3 separate regions of the Homo sapiens genome follow, and all the other regions are linked to region 3. Evidence: read pairs that join two places in POLR2A ChIA-PET (ENCODE). Cell type or tissue: CD4-positive, alpha-beta T cell. All regions are shown on one strand. Each heading gives the region's core, and the rest is flanking DNA. Links, peaks and the distances in the headings are about the cores only.

Region 1 (5,000 bases), core at 1-5,000, 65 kb before region 3:
TTTGTTTTTTGTTTTTTTTCTGCATGATTTTCCTCTGATCTTTCTCTTACAGTAAGAAGAGTAGAAGTGTGTCCCCAGAGTGTTTTTAAGCAGGTTAGGGTTTATCATAATTGAAAGGAATTGGTATCTTAGCTCTTTAGAATTTCTACGTTGCCACTTTTTTCTAGGGAAAGCTCAACGGCCTAAAGTAATATTTATTCAGTTCATTTGGCAGTTGAAGTAAAATGTGTGTGTGTGTGTGTGTGTGTGTGTGTGTGTGTGTGTGAAAAGTGTGCAGGAAGACTCAGCTTTTTGAATGACCAGTGCCATCACCCACAGTTCAGTAAAGCCCAGCACATTATGTTAAGATTTAAGGAATCTACAAATTGGCTTAATAGATCAGTCCTGTGTTCATTAGAACAATTCAGTACTCTTGCCAGTTCATAGGCCCATTATCTGGCCAATTATAGGCCAAATGGTCACTTAGTTTGAGTATATATAGTAATCTAGTATCTCCGTTCACTTGCGTCCCATCCCCCCAAATACATATTTAATTTTTTTTTTTTTTTTTTGAGACCGAGTCTCACTCTGTTGCTCAGGCTGGAGTGCAGTGGCATGATCTTGGCTCACTGCAACCTCCACGTTCAGGGTTCAAGCAATTGTTGTGCCTCAGCCTCCCAAGTAGCTGGGACTACAGGGGTGTGTCACCACACCCAGCTAATTTTTTTGTATTTTTAGTAGAGACGGGGTTTCACCATGTTGCCCTGACCAGTCTCAAACTCCTGGGCTCAAGCAGTCCACCTGCCTCGGCCTCCCAAAGTGCTAGAATTATAAGGGTGAGCCACTATGCCCAGCCTAGTAATTCTTAATGGCCTGGAAGCTTTTCCAAATATCTGTAACAAAGGTCTTTAATCTAGGGTCCTTTGGATACCATAATGAGCCTTTAGAGGGACCAAGAACCTACTAAAATTACATGAAGACTTTTGTGTTCAGCTGTGTGTGTGTGTGTGTGTGTGTGTGTGTGTGTGTGTGTGTGTACTTAAGGTCTGGTCCCATAGCTTTCATCAGATGCTTAGAGATCCAAGACCTGGCATATTTACAGTCATGGCCCAAACTGAAGATCCACATATACTTCATCCACTTTAATACCAAATTTATTGCGACCCTTCACTCAGTCTTACGTACTTGTACATAGAACTCAGTCTACTTATTTTTGTTCTATTTAAGTGTTCTAACCTGTCATCACTATTAAATAGTGGAATTTGAATTTTTTTTGTTTTTTAAACAAATTTGTAGGGGGCAGATTCTCTTTTCTTGGGTTTTTCTTTCAACTTAGTAAGGCCTTGGCATAATGAATCGCACATTTATAGATGTAAAAATTACTTAACTATGAAAGCATGCAGTGGGGTCAAGTTCTCCAGCACATAGCGGACTTGGAAATTTAAGCCAAAAAGACAGTTTTGGTAATTTGGCTACTCCAGTTACATGTTTTAACTCCTTGAGGTTGTATGGTTTATTTCACATTGGCATGGTTTTGCAACATTCTGCAAATTATGTTTAGTTTATGATAGTATCCAAACACATAAAAGTAGTGTAAATGTTTTAACATTTTTTGCTCAGTTAATGTGAATTTGGCAGGAAATACTGCGATAATTTAGGACTGCTCCGTTTTCAGTCAAGATCTGAAATAAAATGTTCAATTCCTAAATGGAAATTTAAGATGTTTGTTTTAAAGCTAGGAGTAATATTTTTTTTATTTACATGAACTACTCAGCTAAAATCATTACATATGAAATAGAAGTATTTTCTTCACATTTTTTTTATGTGCAGTAAGATTATACTGAAGAAACCCATTTAAAAGTTTCATTCTGGGATCTACAGTTTATATACAGGTACTATAAAATATTTAAGAATTTGGGAAATAATATAGCATATTTAAATACATTTAGCAGTATTTGTTTTGTTGGTGAGTCTTAAAACTTAATAAATTACTGTTAGTATTGTTTAGTAAATAAAGAAAGGGATGTTGCTTTTTAAATTTTTAGAGGACCTGTATATTTTCAACCTGGGGGTGCAGGGTAGTTTGTTTTGCATTAATGCATTTTCTCCCTTAATGTTCTTTCTGCAGGATAACTTCAAACTAATGTGTACTAATGCCATGATTTACAATAAACCAGAGACCATTTATTATAAAGCTGCAAAGAAGCTGTTGCACTCAGGAATGAAAATTCTTAGCCAGGTAAAGGAAACTCTTTGTCATAAATAATAGTTATTAAAATCTGTGTCGCTGTTTGTTGGCCATAGTAATACAGATACAATACAGTATTGATTTTATTTTATTAGCAGGTTATATTATATTAAATAAAGTAGAAAATACTAAATGAAAAAAATTTTAATAAAGAGAAGAAAATTAAGACAGGAAAATTCTTACTTGGAATCAATACAAATAAATATTGGCATTCACTTGTAATTATCTCTTAAGACATAAAACATCAGCTTGAAACATCAGCCTGAATTCCAGGATAAGACTGGCTGAATTGTGAGAACTCTGAAGAGGAAAGCTCTCTGTTTGCATTTGTAGGGGTGGAATCTAACGTTGGTCAGTCCTGTCAGAAGCACAGAATTTCTAGTAAGAAAATACAGTCATGCGCTGCATAATACTGTATATACAGACTGCATATACAGTGGTGGTTCCATAAGATTGTAATACTGTATTTTTACTGTACTTTTGTTATATTTAAATGCACACATACTTAGCATTGTGTTACAGCTGTCTGCAGTATTCAGTATGGTAACATGCTGTATAGGTTCCTAGCCTAGGAGCAGTAGGCTATATCATTTAGCCAGGTGTCTGATAGGCTATACCATCTAGGTTTGTGTGAGTGTACTCATTGATGGTCACACAACAAAATTGCCTAACAGTACATTTCTCAGAACGCGTCCCTTCATTAAGCTACATGTGACTATATACAAATGAGAGAAAATTTGAAACTGTCTCAAAACCACCTCTCCACAACAGCAGACTCTTCCTTAAAGGGTAAGAATTAGTGCATAGTAAGTCATTTGAGGTCAGAGAAGTGTGTGCGTAGGCACAGACACATCATCATCAAACTGCAGGAAAGAGCGTAAACATGAGATATTATACACAGTGGCAAAAAATTACTAGTGTCCCCAGGACGACAGTTGATAAAAGGCTTTGAAGGGTAAGCTGAGATGATCACTGTGCATCCGCTGGAGAAAATAACTCGCAAGATAAGCCATATCTTTTGAGGTTTTTCTCACCACTCTGAGTGGGAGAAACCTATGTAAGAGACTACTTTAGGGAACGAATCAAGGGTGATCCTGGCACCATACCATACCATGGCAGGCAGGCAGAAGAGAGTTTTCATTTTAGCTCTCTTCCACTAACTTGTGGACTTTGGGCAAGACATTAACTACCCTGGGACTCAGTGTTCTCATCCCTAAAGAAGGGTTTAGTCTGTGGTCTCCAAGATGATTTCTAGCATTACTGTTCTGATTCTAGATAAGAGGTAGAGTAGAGAGGATACTATGAAAAAGAACCACAAGATAGGACAGGGATTTTGCAAAGAAGAAATGAGTGGGTATAAGACACTGGTAGAAGGAGAAAGGAATCAGAGTCCAGAGCTTGAGCTCACATTCAGGGGAGTTAAAGGATGATAAAAATGAGTCGTGCATCTGCATGTGGTTTTTCGATTTTTATGGTGATTCATTTTTCTGTATTACAGTTTTACATTTAAAGAAATGCCTTGGTGTGCAGATGTCTGAGTGTCTGTATGCTTGGCTGAGAGATTCTTGGATTCACTTAACTAGAGAAAGAAAAACATGTTTGGATTGTTGATTATTCTTGCGCTCCTAATATTTAGACAACTTTGGTTCCCACCCTTTCCTAAAGACTTGGGAAACTAATGGAAGCCAGTTACCCATCTTTGACAACATTCGCAGAGGAAAGAGGAATATGAAATGTTTACCCATTCTTTGCAGGAAGACTCTCAGAATCTAGAACCATGCCATATTCCAGGTTTAAAGACATGGAAATGCTTCTTGTTAATGTATTTGAAGTAAAAATGCATTTGTCAAATGCAGCCTTTAGTCACTCCAAAATATGTACATTGAATTGGGTGGTGGGAGCCTAATTTTTAATGACCTTTGATTTACCACTTCCTTAAGTAATGTAGTTAATACAACAAGCAAAAGATTCCATTATCTCTTGAATTTTACTGGCGTGTGGAATGGTTGAAAGCACAGAAAATAAAATTTTCTTCACTTTCCCTTCCCTCTCTCCCTCTTTCTTTCTCTCTGTTGTCTTCCTTTTTTTCAGATCTTTTGCTGTTGAGGAGCCCCACCCATCCTGTGTTATTAGCTTCCTATTGACTGTTCTCTCCACCCTACAGGGGAGGGGTCGTCACAACAGTGATTTTTAAACGTTTAAATTTAGACCTTTTGAGTTAACTCTTCTAATAGTTTGTGCTCCAAGAGAGCCCAGCACACCCTTCCGTGAATGGTGTCTTTTCAAAGATAACTGTTTTTGAATGTTCATTGAAAAAATTGTAGAGTAGTCACTCATCATTTTTTCAGTTACACTCAAATAACAACTATTAGTAGACGTGTTATTTTTATAAAGAATGAACAGATGAGGCCAGGAACAGTGGCTCATGCCTGTAATCCCAACACTTTGGGAGGCTGAGGTGGGCGGATCATCTGAGGTCAGGAGTTTGAGACCAGCATGACCAACATGGAAAAACTCCGTCTCTACTAAAAATACAAAATTAGTTGGGCGTGGTGGTGCATGCCTGTAATTCCAGCTACTCAGGAGGCTGAGGCAGGAGAATCGCTTGAACCTGGGAGGTGGAGGTTGTGGTGAGCCAAGATCACGCCACTGCACTCCAGCCTGGGCAACAAGAGGGAAACTCCGTCTCAAAAAAAAAAAAAAAAAAAAAGAAGAATGAACAGATGAAGAGTAACTTTTTATCTCCTAAATAAATACTTGAGTAAAATGCTGC
Region 2 (5,000 bases), core at 1-5,000, 53 kb before region 3:
CTAGCCTGGGCAACAGAGCGAGACTCTGTCTCAAAAAAAAAAAAAAAAAAAAAGTGTCCTCTTTTCAACTTAACTTGTTTCCTTATTAGATTACTGGTTTCAAGAGGGAGCCCTTTAAGGAACAGGGCCAAGAAAGCATGCAGTTTTTAGGGCCTAATACTTACTGGAAGGCAGGTTTTAGATCACCCCAAATCACTGAATCCTGGGTCCCCAGAAAGCTGAAGAGATCAGGTAATACAATACAGAAAAGAGCAGAGTTTTAGATCTGAGAGGAATCTGTCTGCTTACAACTCTTGGTATTCTGTGAGGAAAAACAGAGATTCTTCCCAAAAAGAGGAGTCTTTGATGCCTTTTCTGTTTACTCAAGAGATCACAAGCTGCCAGAAATTCCTTTAGGTCCCTAATATGGTATCGAGGGTGGCAAGAGGAAGGGGGGACAGCCAAACAGAACTCAGTTGACTGAGACATTTTACAGAGCCATTACAGCGGCGTTAAAACAGTAGACATATGTGTGTATATGTATAGCCCAAATAGCAGTTTTAACTGAGCCGACATTTGAATATAGAGCTCTTTTTTAAAAAATATTTTTCCTAATTGTAATTCCTACTCAGGTTGTTTTACTTTTGCTTCTGCTGCTAGCTGGGCTCCTGTTGCCAAACAAGCAGCCCACAAAAGTGGCCATCTTGCTGCAGTGGCTGCCGGCTGCCCTTCCTGACCACAGTGCGATGGATGGCTCTCAGCCGACAATCACTCCAAATACACTAGTGTTTTCAGGGCGTCCTTGTACTCACGCACAGGCATCTAAAACATGAGCCATACCACTCAACGAGGAAGTGGCTGCCACCTGGGATTTCCTCCACGGATGCTTCCTTCCCTTTGCCCATTTCTTGGTCCCTCCACTCCTGACTAGCTCACCACATGTTCCAGCTTAAATGTTTCCAGAAAGAAACATTTAACAGGGACTTAGGAACAGAAGCCATGTCTTGGGTGGCAGTGAGATGGTGGGTCCCTGTCACGTTGGTTTTAAAGCCAAGTAGGTGTATACATGCCTTTAAGCAAGCCACTGCCCTCACCTGGTCCATAGTAGCCTTTTTTGATAGACTGGGGAGGACTAGGTGGCCTTAAGGACCCACAGAGCTCTTAGAATTCTGAGATTTTCTTCACCTCCATTTCTCTAGCCCATCATCCCCTGTGTGAAAGTCAGTATCTTGAGTTTAATGATTAGCCACCTGTAATATTAGTTTGGTTAAAATAAGCCTTTGTGGTTTGCTGCATATATGAATATGGTACAGGCTGAGCATCCCTAATCCAGAAATTCGAAATCTGAAATTCTCCAAAATCTGAAATTTTTTGAGCTCCGACATGATGACATAAGTGGAAACTTCCACACCTGACCTCATGTGACGGGTGCACAAAATTATTTATTGTATAAAATTATTTTCTGGCTGTATCTGTAAAGTGTATATGAAACATAAATGAATTTTATGTTCCATCCCTAAGATATCTCATTATGTATATGTAAATATTCCAAAATCTGGGAAAATCTGCAATCCACAACACTCTGGTATCAAGCATTTCGGATAAAGGATACTCAGCCTGTTTGTATAAAACACTTCATTCCATCTGAATACTTTGGGTCATTGCAGTGCGAATTTGAAAGAAGAAAACCAGATGGAACAACGACGTTGGGACTTCTCCATCCTGTGGATCCCATTGTAGGAGGTAGGATCAGAGTAAAACTGTGCATGAACTTGATGCTATTTGGCAGAGAACAGTAACCTGGGTTAACATTTTAAAGCAACAAGCTTGAATATTGATCAGTCTGTGTCATTATGCACAAAGGATCTAGCTAGACATCATGTATTTCATGGTAACAGCTAGCCTAACTTTCACTTCATCTTGAAATAGGTACAGTATATCAAGTTTTCCTTAAAATTCAAAGTCCCTGAAATATTTTAAACCCGCCATTAACAAAGCCATAACTTTTAGATAGTAATTCCTAGCCCTGGTTTTAAGAGACTTTAGTATAGACACTCAGTTTAGAGGTATCTCATACACACAGAATATGATATTATAAATTTAACTGTTTATTTCAGGGAATAAAATGAATGTATATGCCACATAGTGCCTTAATAATAATGGAAGGTGTATGCTTAGTGACATCGTATCTTTCACTATAGTCAGTAGAAAGTTTGTAAAGATTGGGAATCTTTAGAACCTCAGTCATATTTTTGTTTTCTCAAATGATGTTTTAATGGAAATCATATAGGTTATATTTTGAAATTCGATGTCACAATTAGAACTTTTTGTCACTGGTCTGAGGAGAGAATCATGTATTGAGATATGCAAATGTGAGAATGTTAATTTATTCAACAAATTTATTTTCATACTGTCATAATGAAAGAAGTAATTGGAAATACGAAAATGAATAATGACAGAATTTTTACCCTTAAGGAAACAGTCTCTGATGTTTATTGTTTGCTGTGAGCAGGGTGCTGTCTTAGGAGCTAGCTGTGTAGTAGAGAACAAAACAGAGAGAGAGGAGTCCCTTTTCCTTGTTCTATGGAGTCGGGGGAAGAGGACTCACATAAAGAGAAGTCTGTCCTTAATCAGTACTATGCAGGTGTGTGTCTATAATGAATAAATACTACAAAGGAAAAGAACAGCTATGATCATAATAGAAGATACCAACCTAGTGTTTGGGGGTCAGGGAAGGCATCCTTAAGGAGATGATGTTTAGGTTGAGTAAGGGATGAGAGAACAGCAGTTGTGAAAACCTTGAAGCAGGGAAGAGCATTTGAAGATGGAAAGAAGGGGACTATGAATGTTCTCTAAAGGAGGAGAACAGTAATAGAAGAAAAGGAGCTAGTGCTGTTTTCAAAACAAAACTCAGTTTCTACTTTGATGCAGACAAGTAGAATTTTATATGATCATAGGTCAAAGAATGCCACAGGATTGAGAACATTGCTCTTTCTACTATAGCTGTGGTGAACATTTGGTGTTAGGAGATGCAGCTAACTGATGTAGGTGACACCTTAAGATCTGCTGCTTTCTGTGAAGCCGAGTGTGGTCTCTGTCCTTGCTCTGGTTTCCTGGGTTTCCAGTTTCTGAGACCTAATCAAATGTGGCCAAAGCTGACTTGGCTCCCCGTGTGCACAGCTCCCTCTGTAGGCCACTTTCATGGTTTAAGGTAGAAGACACCCCTGTTCATCTTCTCAGCTTCATTGTCTGGTACCCGTACCTATTAGGAAACCAAATTCCAGACTGTTGGCTGAGGAGAGAAGATCTGATTTAGATGTTCAGTTGCTTAACAGTGCCTTCACCACACTGGTCACTGATGGCAGTAGCCTCCGTTGAAGGCTGATCATGTGACACAAACTCAGACTCTTCTTCAGGAGAGCAGATGTCCCTCTGTTAGATACTGTGGGAGACCACATCTTCTCCTGCCAGCATCTTTTGCAGTCCCCTCAGGTGCCCATACGTGACATTTCTCTATGTCACGTATTCCCAGCTTCATCACAGGGATTCATTCCTGGCTAATGCCTGTTCTCGTTGCACTAAAAGTATGCCTTTCATAGATACTCATTTATCCTTCATGTGTTAGTAGCCCTTTTGTCTTTAATGCAGGTGTTTTCCCTCAGTCTTTTACTAACCTTTGTACTGGTTAACTTTCATCTTAACATTAAAAGTCCCAGCTTTTAAAAGTTTTTGTGGCTTTTGTTTTTAATAAAAATTAATTTTTTAAGTGAAGTGTACATGATTATAAAGAATTCCAGGAAGCAGGAGAGTGTAATGAACAGGTCTGAGTTTTGGTCCTGGCTATAGTTCTGCCTTTCTGAGCTTTGATTTTCTTATAAAAGTGGATGTAGTAAGCGCTTCCCAGCCTCCTTCACGGTCATGCAGATGACATGCAGTGGTTTGTGCGGAGTCACTCGGCAGAGGGCCCCGTGGGTCATGGCCATGTAGGCCTCCTTCACTGTGCTCTGTTTTATGTTGTAGAGCCAGGCTACTGCCCTGTGAGACTGGGAATGACAACTGGAAGACTTCAGTCTGGAGTGAATACTTTGCAGGGGTTCAAAGAGGATAAAAGGAACAAAGTCACTCCAGGTGAGGCTCCTGCATAGGAGTCATTTTTTCTCTTCTCTGTTTTGGGATATTAGGGAAAGGAAGCACGATTATGCTTTATTCACTAGGTGGGCACCAGTATCTTGGTGGTATTTTTGCAACATTAATTAGCTATTTTATTAACTTCAGAAGAGACTGGAAAATTGGGTATTAGTATTCAAAATGAATTTTGTTCTTTCTTGTTCCTCTCCCTCTCCCTTGTAGGGAAGAATTCACTTGAGTTGTAACTTTACAAGTACCTGTTTGAGAGAAAATATCTTAGATTTGCAAACCAGCCAATGAAGTAGTAAAGTTAGGAGAGAATAAATAATCTTTTGGTAAAACAAAATAGATTGACATGCAAGTTAAAGAATAGTGTTACAGTATTTGATTTTTTCAACAGTGTTATATTTGAATTATGGGCCCTACAGTTCTTATGCACCGCATTATGACTCCACATTTGCAAATATCAGCAAGGATGATTCTGATTTAATCTATTCAACCTATGGGGAAGACTCTGATCTTCCAAGTGATTTCAGGTGAGTTTCCAGTTAATATTCTGATTACATTTGTTTAAAAACATTAAAGTACATACATGATTTGTGGATAGACTGACAAAGCTGGCCGAGTAGTAAAAAAAAATGTGCTCAGTAATTTTTTTTTAAGCTGACAATAATGGATTCATAGTTACTATTATCCTTTAGTGGAGAGAGAGAGCATGTCTCCCTGATAGTAGCATCTGCAGTATTTTAATTTTTAAAAAATATATTTTTAAAGAGACTGTACCTCAGCCAGTACTAAAGTGTAGGAACTTGTTACTTCAAAACGTTGATGTGCCATCTGCTGTCTTATAACATGTTGTGTGTCAGTGAGTTATGGTCCAAACTTGATCAGTT
Region 3 (11,095 bases), core at 4,766-9,765:
CGTCTCGCGCCCCCGGTCCTGCCGGCTCTCGGCTCCCCTGGTAGGCTGGGTCTCAGGCAGATTTTTCATTTGCCAAGGGAATCTCATATTAACGCGAACTCTCTCAAGAGACCCTGAGCTCCATGAAGCCAGCAGCTGCTCTGCCCAGTGCAAGCCTGACCTAAGAGGCCCCCAGTAAACCTCGTGGGACCCAGGGATTCAATGTTGCTGGTATTCAAGGTCCCATCCCCCCAAGCCCAGCCCTCTCTGTCCCCAGAGCCCTGTGGCCCCCATGCCCTGCTCTCCCAGGCACCTCCCGTACCAAGAGGCCTTCCCAGTGTGGGTCCAATATCCCGGCCCCTGACTTGCCAAACTGTCGTGGTGGGATCTGTGTGTGTGTGTCCCGCAGCTGGTCCTGGCAAACACCTGTGACGTGAATGGCCGAGCAGGGTAGCCAGCCAGAATCCTGCACCAGGCCCAGGGTGGGGAAGCACGCAGAGTGGCATGGGTGAGGGAGGAGGGCGCCACAGCCAAAGGATGAGGGCAGATGAAGAAAGGGCCTCCCTCAAGATCGGGAAGCACCTGCTGCACCTGCCGCACCTGCCTTACCTGCCACAGCACACCTCTCCCAGCTACGCTTGGCCTCTGGGAGGATGCCTGCACCCAATCCCAGCTCTGCTACCAATGGCCTGTGAATAGCAGTCGCCTGCACACTCTGGCCTCAGTTTCCTCATCAGTAAACTGGGGGTGCTGATAACCAGGTTGTCTGCACAGGTCATGATGTCCAACAGGCCAAGCTTGCAAGACAAATTGGCAAATGGCCAAGAAGGCACGCTTAGTGTCAGAGGAAGCCCTGCAGGGTCAGAGCCCAACCATGGGGTCCAGGGAGAGGCAGGTGCAGAGTGGGCAGGCCCCCCACCGCATCTCCTAACAGCCTGCAAAGTTGCCGAGCAGGGGCAAAGACTGAAATTCCCCAACGGCATGAGCCCCCAGCCAACCCTGCTCCCCCTCCATAGCCCCCAAGCACCCCCAGGCTGACTTTGTTCCCACTCCCAGGGCACAGGCTGCTGATCAGTCTTGGGGACCAGAAACCTGCATTCCAGTCCCAGCTTAGCCACCAACCTGCTCTGTGACCCTAAACAAGTCTCTTGCCTGACCTGTGCCTTAGTTTCCCCTCTTGCAAAGGAGGGGCTGTGTCAGACCTCTGAGGCCAGCTCTGGCCTAGTTGGGACTGGGCTGGGGGTGGAGGCTGAATCAGTTAATGAAAAGGATAGGCAACTGGAGAAAAACTGAGGGAAAAGGCTGATGTTCTCACCTGGCCCCAGAGAGCTACTTCTAGGGATGGGTAGAAAGTTGTTCTTTGATTCTTTGGGACACAGCTAGGGTAGTGTTAAGAGGGAAATTCATAGCACTAAATGTCCGAATCAAAAACTTAGAAAGATCTCAAATTAACAACCTAACTTCACAACTGAAAGAACTAGAGAAGCAAAAACAAATCAACCCCAAGCCTAGCAGAAGACAAGAAATGACAAAAATCAGAGCTGAACTGAAGAAAATCAAGACACAAAAAACCATTCAAAAGATCAACGAATCCAGGAGTTGTTTTTTTTTTTTTTGAAAAAATTAATAAAATAGGCCACTAGCTAAACTAATAAAGAAGAAAAGAGAAAAGATCCAGATAAACACAATTAGAAATGACTACAGGAATGTTACTAATGACCCCACAGAAATAAAAAACAACCATCAGAAACTACTACAAACACCTCTACACACAAAAACTAGAAAACCTAAGAGATGGATAAATTCCTGGACACACAATCCTCCCATGACTGAGCCAGGAAGAAACTGATTCCCTGAACAGATCAATAATGAGCTCCTAAATTGAATTAGTAATAAATAGCCTACCAATAAAAGGCCAGGACCTGATGGATTCACAGCTGAATTCTACCAGATATACGAAGAAGAGCTAGTACCATTCCCACAGAAACTATTCAAAAAAATTGAGGAAGAGGGACTCCTCCCTAACTCATTCTATGAGGCCAGCATCATCTTGTTACCAAAAACTGCCAGAGACACAACAAAAAAAGGAAAAAAAAAGTGTTCTTTGTTCCTGAAATCCTCCCCTCCACTTCATTCATTTGGTTAAGCATTACCCTGATCAATCTCCCCTTTAAAATGCACCCCCAAGGCTCCAGCTGCCAATGATAATGAATCCAGGTCCACTATGTCTCATGCCCATTCTAATGCTAGTTAGTGACTGCCCAGGGAGAGTTCGTCCATGCATACCTTCAGCAGATGTGCACTCATGCCTTCTGTGCACCAGGTGCCAGGCCAGGTACCAAGAGGGAATTCTGCTCAGGAAATGAGCTCCCAGAAGGCAGAATCCTTAGCACTGCCCCAACCAGGGTATCTGCTAGGTCTCTGCACACAGCGGGTGTTCAGGCAACAGTGTTTATCAACTGACTAAGCAATCAACCAGGCTCCCCTGTTGGAGAAATAGCCCTACTTTTTCCTCACTCTTGCTTGAAATTCAATTAGTGATTCATTTCTTTAAGCACTGCCCTCACTAGCTTCCCCCTTCAGAAGGGAAACACTTTCACGCCCACATTTAACAGATTTCTGATCCCTTTTCCCTTGATAAGGAAGAACAGAAAGGGGAAGTCCAGCTGGCCATGGGGGACCTCACGTGGTTCTCGTCCTGCCCAGGACAAGAGGGTGCTGGCTGACTTCCCACATTGCCTAGGGCCCCACCCTGACAGTGGGTCCAGCAGTGACAGCAAGACATGAATGGGGCTGGGAGGTACAAGAAGAGCTCCATAGACCTGGCACGGTGGCTCACACCTGTAATCCCAGCACTTTGGGAGGCCAAGGCAGGTGGATAGCTTGAGGCCAGGAGTTCGAGACCAGCCTGGCCAACATGGTGAAACCCTGTCTCCACTAAAAATAGAAAAATGAGCCCAAGGTGGTGGTGCGTGCCTATAGTCCCAGCTACTCGCGAGGCTGAGGCATGAGAATCACTTGAACTCGGGAGGCAGAGGTTGCAGTGAGATGGGATTGCACCACTGTACTCCAGCCTGGGCAACAGAGTGAGGCTCTGCCAAAAAAAAAAAAAAAAAGAGAGAGAGAGAGAGATCCATTTCACGGGCCCATGGACAGATGCAACCCAGAGTAACCACTGTCCTGAAGGGGACAGGAAAGATGTGCATTTGAGTCTTAACTCTTAGGCTGCTAGTATTCTGTTTAGAAAGGCAGCATCCACAAGACAGCAAGCAAGCTGGATTCACAACTTATACCAGGATTATTTCCAAAGAGAGCAAGAAACTATGGGAGAATTCTCATATGATGCTGTAGTGAATATGGCCTTTTTATCCTGACACAAAACCCAAAAGCCATAAAGAAGAGACTGATAAGTTCAGTTACATGAAAAAACAAAATATACATGGTAAAAATTACCAAAAGCACAATCAAAAGACACGTGACAGATTAGGGGAACATTTGTGATTCATATCACAAGGAGCTAATCTCCTTCATATGTAAAGAGCTCCCACAAATAAAAAAGAAGACCAATAGCCCAATAGAAAAATGGGAGAAGACTAGGAAGAGAAAGTTCATAGAAAAGGCAATCTAAATGACTGTTAAACATTTGGAAGGGCCAGGCATGGTGGCTCACGCCTGTAATCTTGGCACTTAGGTAGGCTGAGTCAGGCAGATCACATGAGGCCAGGAGTTCGAGACCAGCCTGAGCAACATGGTGAAACCCCATTTCTATTAAAAAATACAAAAACTAGCCAGGTGTGGAGGTGCATGCTTATAATCCCAGCTACTTGGGAGGCTGGGGCACGAGAATCGCTTGAACTCAGGAGGCAGAGATTGCAGTGAGCCAAGATCATGCCTGTAAACCAGCCTCGGTGACAGAGTGAAGCTCTGTCTCAAAAAAAAAAGCAACCCACAACCAACCCACAGCATTTGGAAGGAAGCTAACCACACTCGTAATGAAACACAAATTAAAACTACCATGGTAGGCCGGGCGCAGTGGCTCAAGCCTGTAATCCCAGCACTTTGGGAGGCCGAGGTGGGCGGATCATGAGGTCAGGAGATCGAGACCATCCTGGCTAACACGGTGAAACCCCATCTCTACTAAAAATACAAAAAATTAGCTGGGCGTGGTGGCGGGTGCCTGTAGTCCCAGCTACTCAGGAGGCTGAGGCAGGATAATGGCGTGAAACTGGGAGGCAGAGCTTGCAGTGAGCTGAAATTGTGCCACTGCACTCCAGCCTGGGTGACAGAGCAAGACTCCGCCTCAAAAAAAAAAAAAAAAAAAACCTACCATGGTAGCCAGGCACAATGGGATGCACCTATAGTCCCAGCTACTTGGGAGGCTGAGGCAGGCGGATCACTTGAGCCCAGAAGTTTGAGTCTAGCCTGGGTAACATAGCAAAATCCCCATCTTTAAAACAAAAACAAAACTACCATGGAAAACCATTTTTACCTATCTGATGGGCAAAGATCAAAGCATTTCATAAGTCTCATAAGTCTGTGTTGGAAACAGTCACTCACATTCCCTCCTGGGCAGGAATGTGAGTCAGTACAACCCCCAGTGAAGGTAGTTTAATAATACCTAACAAAGTCACTGAAGGACATATTTGCTTTTTGACCTACCAAATCCACTTTGAGTAATGTATCGTACAAACATTGTCACAAGTATGAAATGACATAAGTACAAGATTAGTCATTGAAGCATTATTTGTAATAACAAAAGATTGAAAATAATATACCTATCAGTCACGAACTGGTGAAATAAATTATGATACAACCTTACAATGGAATACTATGCAGCTGTCAAAAAGCCTGAGGCCACTTGAAACTAACGTCACAGGGTATCCTGTGAAAAATCCACATGGCAATGCCTGGAACAAATAAGGATGGAACCAGGACACAGAAAAACCAAAACTCTTGATTTCACAGAGTGGATAAATCCCACTTCTCATTTTCAGTTTCTATTCCTATTGTCAGTGTGTTGCTTATGTGACTAAAAAAAAAAAAATGTGTAATAGGAAAAATGAATCCCAGGCCCATCACACCTAAATTGCATGACCTAGCCAGGTACATTGGCTCATGCCTGTGATGTCAGCTATTCAGGAGGCCGAGGCAGGAGGACTGCTTAAGACCAAAAGTTCAAGATCAGCCTGGGCAACGTAGTGAGATGCTATCTCTAAAAAAATTTTAAAACTAAGCCAGGCACAGTGGTACATGCCTGTAGAGCCAGCAAACTTGGGAGGCTGAGGCAGGAGGACCTCCTGAGTTCAGGTTAAGGCTGCAGCAAGTGATGATTGTGCCACCACATTCCAGCCTGAGAAACAGAGCAAGACTCCATCTCACTCATTCATAAATTAAATATTAAAACAAATAATACATTACATGACCCAACAGACTCTCTGTGCCTCAGTTTCCTCATTTTAACAAAAGGAGAATAACAGTCCTACCCCACAGGATTTTGAAAGGATTCAGTTGGGGGTGATGCAAGCAGTGTACTGAGCCACCCCTGGCGCAAAATGCCCCAGTCTAGATGGCATGCATCACCAAGATGTCAGAAAGGGCCATGGGGTGCAGAAGTGAGAGGGCCCGGCACCTGTCCCCACCCCTCAACCCTGCCATGAGCCAGCAGCACTGGGGGTGAGGAGGCCCGGCCCCTACTCTGGTCTGTGAGTGCCCAGCCTCTGGGAGGTAGAGAGAACATTGGTCAGCAACTCAGGCCGGCTTTCCAGGGCCATGAGTGGCAGTGTGGGCTGACCCCTCCATGTAGGGCCTAGTTGGGCCTCAAGGGAGCAGCCGTCCCACCCAACCCAGGTCAGAGGGAGGTGGTGATATTGGTCTGAGCTGGAGGGAGCTCACAGGTGACATCCCAGGCAGAGTCGGGTCCTCGGCCCAAGCCTTCCAGGCTTGCTGGCAGGAGACGGCACAGTACCCAGGCCTCAAGACAAGCTCTGCGACCTCTGAGCCCAGCCGGGAGACAAACTGGGCCAAAAACCACCTGGCTGGCTGTCTCCTCTGAGAACCTGCAGAGAACCATGAATGGGCTGGGCTACCCAAGGGTGGTGGGCGGGGGTGCTCTCGCTCCATTTCTAGCCAGGGCAACTGACTCTGGGACCTTAACCTCCAAGCCCAAAGCCCACCTGCTAGGAAACAGTGGAGCTAGGATTCGAACCCAGGCCTGCCCCTCTCCAAGGCCCAGTGCAGATTAACTCTCTATCTGCATTTCCTGAGGTGCATTCTGCCCAAAAGCAGGAACATGAAAAGCTACATATGCGCAGCCACACACATCCACAGCCATTTCTGGTCACAGGTGGTGCTGAGCTCAACATTCTCCTCTTCCCCATTTAAAGATCCCCCATACACATTAGCAAATTAAAGGCTCTGACAAGTCCTGCAGGAAAGAAGCCTGCTGAATTAAACACAGCTGAACATTTCCCCATCCTTTTGTTAATGAGACTCTTTTTGCACTGAATCCCTAATGAACCTCCTTTGGGAAATGCTGACTTTGGAGTCTCTGAGACCCACCTAGGAACTCCTCCCCTAAGAAGGCTCCCTGGGTAGCTGTGGCCTGTAGAGCCCACTAGCCTCCCCTTAATTGACAGCCTATGAAGCTCTTTAATGCTGGGGGCCCCACTTACCCACCTCCACCTGACCCCAGGTTGGGCTAGCTGCGCACAAGAAGGTTGCAGGTGCTGGCGGGACCAGCCCATGCACCTGCCTGTGGGCCAGGACACCTACCCTGAGCTTAGCCTCCCAGGTGGAGGTGAGAGGAGAGGCCTGAGTGAAAGACCAGGGCTCTCAGGTGCTCACGGTCTCAACAGCACCCTCCCTAGGCAGTTTTCAGCTGGGAAGCACCTTGCCCTGGGGAAAAGCAAGCAGGAAAACAGCTCCAAGTGCCAACCCGGCAAAGGGCTCCTGTCGAATTTCCTGCCTCTCCCATGGAATGCAGAGGAGTGGCCCACCTGCCTCAGTTTCCCCATCTGCCACAGTGCAGGGAATAGAGCCCTGGGCTGAATGTCAGGTGATGTAAGGTACAGTCCCAGCTCTCCCTGTCACCAGCTGTGTGACTCGGGCAATTCTTCACCCTCTCTGGGCCTGACTCCTCCAGGGCAGGAAAGGCCTCCAGGGTCTCTGAGGGCCCTTCCCACTCAGACCAGCAGAGAAGCCAGTCACAGAGAGGTCAGTGGGAGAGGCCTCTCCCACCCAGAGCTCAGCGTGCCACCCATGGAGCTCAGTGAGGCGTCACTGCCTAGCCTGGCCTCCTGTCCCAACAGCAAGCCTGAAGCCACCACCTGGCCCGGAGGCCCCCAGTTTGGCCTCCATGACACCAGCTCGCAAAGTGCCCAGCCCCAAACCAAGGCGCTAAGACCCTCACTTCCCCGAGGCTTCCTGAGAACCCGATCCAGGCCTAGGGGGCACGAGAGACACAGAGGGGACTGCCTCGTGAAACCGCGCCAAGAGCCCGGAAGAGCCCTTCTGCAGGGGAAGCAGCCCCACCCAGCCTCCCCCACCAACCACAGCCCCAGCTTCCGGACCTGCACCCACACAGAAGAGCCCTCGCCATGGCTGTCCCTGGAGCCCAAGACCCCATTCCCGGTCACTCACTCCTTCCTTCCACAAACCCTGCCCTTACGGAGCTATTGGGCACAGGAGGTCACTGTGATGGAGTCTCACGCCACAGGAGCCCCGTGGCCCCCGAAACGAGGCCTCCCACACCTACCCAGGACCCCCCAAAACACCAAGCCCGATCTCTGCTCACCCCTTGGCCAAAAAACGCCTCTAGAGCTTCCCTGGCCTCCTCTGTGGCTGCGTGATTTGGCTGATTTCGGTTCCCCAAACAAGCCCCACCCTTTCATCTCCAGCTCCGGCAATCTAAAAACACGCCCACCTCCTCACCTCCAAATGCCTTCTGCCTGGCGAACTCCTGCCCGCCCTTCAGGGCCAACCTGAGCTGCCACCTCTTCCAGGAAGGCTGCCTGGTCCCCTCCCAGTCTGGCCTTGTTCCTTAGCTTCCCCAGGGCCTGCACCTCCCACAGAAGCACAGGCTACCCTGACCTGTCACTACCTGGCTGCACGTCCAGCCATGCACTACCCAGCTCCCAGGATCTAACCCTGCCTGGTACACAGGGACATCAAACCCCATACTCCACAGACTGGGGGGTACAGCCAGCACTGAACTGGCAGCTAAGGACTGGGCCCCAACCCTGGAATCCCCAGTCCCAACTGCATGAGCTCTGGCAGGTGACCTGCCTCTCAGGACTCAGTTTCTCACCTGAGCAATGGGGATGAAACCCTTCTCTTCGCTCCATGGCCTATTCTAGCAGTGACGTGACCTCATAGCTATAAAACCTCATAAACCCCCATTGCACATGGAAAGGGGCCCATCCTGCCACCAGGAAAGAGGCCACATGTTGGTGCCACCAGACCCCCATCTGCCAAGTGCCACTGAGCTCCTGCCTGCAGCAGGTGCAGGCACTGCTGCTGCTACAACACACAGGACAGGCATGGGTCCCCTGAGGAGCTCATGCCAGGAGGAGGGCAGATTGTCATAAATGAGCCAAGTGAGGAAAAGAAATGCCAGGGCAGGGCAGAAGGGGAAGGCAGGAAAGCATGGTGGTTGGGAGCACAAGCTCTGAGATCCAACAGCAGGCCGTGAATCTCAGCTCCACCTTGGAGGAGCTGTGTGACCTTGGGCATGTTCCTGAACCTCTCTGGGCCTCAGTTTCCTAACCCACAGAATGGACTGGTAACAATACCAGTTCTCAGGGGCTTCACGTAGATGTGGGCACACAGCAAGTACCATCACCCAGGGCCACCCCAGTCAGCTCCAGACACCAGGGTGAGCAGCCTGAGAAATCGTGACATAAACAGGCACTGGGGACACACTTCAGTACCAGGGTCTCAGCCTCACTTCCTGCCTGCCCCCAAAGGGCAGCTCTGCTCTTGTACCCATGCCCAGGAGAGCTGAGCCTGACAAAGGGATACAGAAGTGCTGGTCCCTGCCCCCAGGGGATGGAGCAGTGTCTCCAGGGAGTCTGGGTATATCAAAAGAGGCCACTTCCCATTAGCCCAGGCCCCCCTTAAAATAGCTCCTTCAGACAGCTTAAAAGGGCTCCTCCTCCCAGCCAGAGGGGGTACCGGAGACAGGCCTGGGGGCCCAGGAGCCAGATGCGCACACACACAGAAGGAGGTCTCATCCCAGCCTACACCAGCACCCTGGACCCCTGCTCCAGCAAGGAGATGCCCAGGAGGAGGGAGACCCAGACTCCCAAGAACAGCAGCAGGACCAAGACAAGCCCACAAGACTGGCCCCCAGTCCACATCCCTCCCATGAGTGAGGCCAAGGGATGTGCTTGTGAATGGGGCAGGGCCTGCAACTCCAACATAGCTCCCACCAGGAAGACACACCAGCCCCAAGGCTGCAGAGCTCCCAGGGCCTCAGTTTCCCCATCTGTGCAGAGCAGCTGCATCCCAGGGTGCTAGGCTTCTCCCTGCCCAGCCAGTCGGTGACTCCAGGAAGCAATGATCTCAGTCAGCTGCGCCCGAGGCAGTGTGACTAGGTTGTTTCAGAGGCCAGCATGAGGAAAGCTGGCCAGTTACAGGGGCAGGAAGGGCACCCTGGAGGGCAGGAAGAGCCTGGGGCCTGGAAGACAAAGCACCCCGATCAGGGTGCCCTGGGTCCAGCGGCCTCCAGGGATCCGGGCCCTAGAAGGCGGGTGGTGGCATCACCCACTGCAGGTACCTTCTGCCTTCCAGGGACATGAGCTCCTCCCCAGGGTACAGGCCTGTGTCTGAGGGTCATGGCCATTCCTTCTGCCCTGTCACCTCCAGCATGTCCTGATACCCTGGGAGGAGGCAAGAATGGGCAGAGCCTGGGGCCAGGAAACACAACTGGAAACGGGGGTACCTGCACCAAAGACCTCCCTTGGCTTCCCTTTCCCTCAGGCCCAGTCGTGGGTTCACCCTTCCAGTGGTCAGCGGTGGTGGGGGAAACAGGGACATAAAGGGAGGATGGTGAGAAGAGGGTATCCCGGCGTCCCTTGGGCCCCAGCCACAGCAAGACAGGGGCTCAAAGCAAGGCCAAGGGGGTGGGGGAGGCGGCTGAGTGAACAGCTCAAGAGCAGAGCCGGCTGGGTCCCCTCTTCTCCCCATGCTGGAGGACCCCTGAAGGAGGCCCTCACCTGGAGGACACAGCCAAGCAGCAGTTGGGGAGAACACCCCAGGCAGTGGGAACTGTGGGGGCCAAGGGCAGGAAAGGGGCAGGAGATAGCCAAGCTGGGAGTGAAAATGTCAGGGGGGCTGGCCCAGAGTGGATAACGGTGACAAGTGGCGGGAGTGGGGAGGGAAGTCAGGCCCGGTCTGGGAGGGCCTCACAAGCCAGGAGAAACTGACCAGATGGCTGTGCTCTAGAACAGGGAGGACCTTCTCCCAGGCCCAAGGTCAGCCGTCCCCACCCCATCCTAACACAGAGTCTGCTCAGGTTCATCTCGGCAGCACTGGGCTGTGCTGTGCTCAGAAAATGCCTGTGAAATTGGCCCATCAAAGAGGACAGGCTGGGTGTGGTGGCTCATGCCTGTAACCCCAGCACTTTGGGAGGTGAAGGTGGGAGGCTCTCTTGAGCCCAGGAGGTCGAGGCTGCTGTGAGCTATGACCAGGCCACTGTACCCCAGCCTGGGCAACAGAGCCAGACCCTGTCAAAATAAAAAATGAGAGAGCTGGTGGCGGCAGGAAAGCACGGTCCTAGGTATTCCAAGGAAAAAGGCCACCAAAGAGGAACGGAGCTCTGGTCCCAGACTCACCACCCAACCCTTCTCCACCCCAACACTGGTCCCTTCTAGAAAGGCTTCCAGGCTTCCAGGGGAGAGCAGGGAACGGAGGGTGCTTCGGCCAAGCAGGTCTGCACTCAGGGTTGGGCAATGCCCTAGCCATGATGTGGCCAGTTGAGAAATCCGTGTGCAGCAGCAGGTCAGGCCAGATGCCTATGGCAAGCCGGGTGACACCATGCTACTGTCCTTGGTGGGGAGGGGGCCACTGCACAGATGAGGGGGCTGGCGGGATCCCCGGCACACACAGCTGGAGGGGC

The links. ChIA-PET counts read pairs that join two places held together with the same protein. Peaks named below come from ENCODE experiments on the same cell type or tissue, not always from the same donor. Only the 100,000 strongest peaks of a DNase experiment are listed, where the experiment ranks them.
Region 1: POLR2A ChIA-PET joins it to region 3 with 11 read pairs; 11 of 35 experiments call an interaction of 5 or more read pairs at or near these places.
Region 2: POLR2A ChIA-PET joins it to region 3 with 22 read pairs; 15 of 35 experiments call an interaction of 5 or more read pairs at or near these places.

The regions. Positions count from the first base shown.
Region 1 is chr16:50,337,194-50,342,193 of GRCh38, reverse strand. BRD7 (bromodomain containing 7) reads left to right here. Exons shown (of 17, transcript NM_013263.5): 6 at 2,108-2,218. Among named protein-coding and RNA genes, the nearest start is that of BRD7, 29 kb to the left of the region's middle. In CD4-positive, alpha-beta T cell, for the core only: no CTCF peak of the experiment used is centred there; DNase peaks (open chromatin) are centred at 3,093 and 4,373.
Region 2 is chr16:50,325,391-50,330,390 of GRCh38, reverse strand. It overlaps BRD7 (bromodomain containing 7), which reads left to right. Exons shown (of 17, transcript NM_013263.5): 9 at 1,647-1,722; 10 at 4,000-4,107; 11 at 4,508-4,643. Among named protein-coding and RNA genes, the nearest start is that of MIR6771, 35 kb to the right of the region's middle. RefSeq lists an enhancer at 2,982-3,031. In CD4-positive, alpha-beta T cell, for the core only: CTCF peaks have their summits at 2,968 and 3,169 (motif pointing left); a DNase peak (open chromatin) is centred at 3,120; H3K27ac peaks cover 845 bases.
Region 3 is chr16:50,270,875-50,281,969 of GRCh38, reverse strand. All of the region lies in intron 1 of ADCY7 (adenylate cyclase 7), which reads right to left. Among named protein-coding and RNA genes, the nearest start is that of ADCY7, 9.9 kb to the right of the region's middle. RefSeq lists enhancers at 7,519-7,588, 9,000-9,834, 9,835-10,669. In CD4-positive, alpha-beta T cell, for the core only: no CTCF peak of the experiment used is centred there; DNase peaks (open chromatin) are centred at 7,479, 7,859 and 9,570; H3K4me3 peaks cover 2,589 bases; H3K27ac peaks cover 4,918 bases.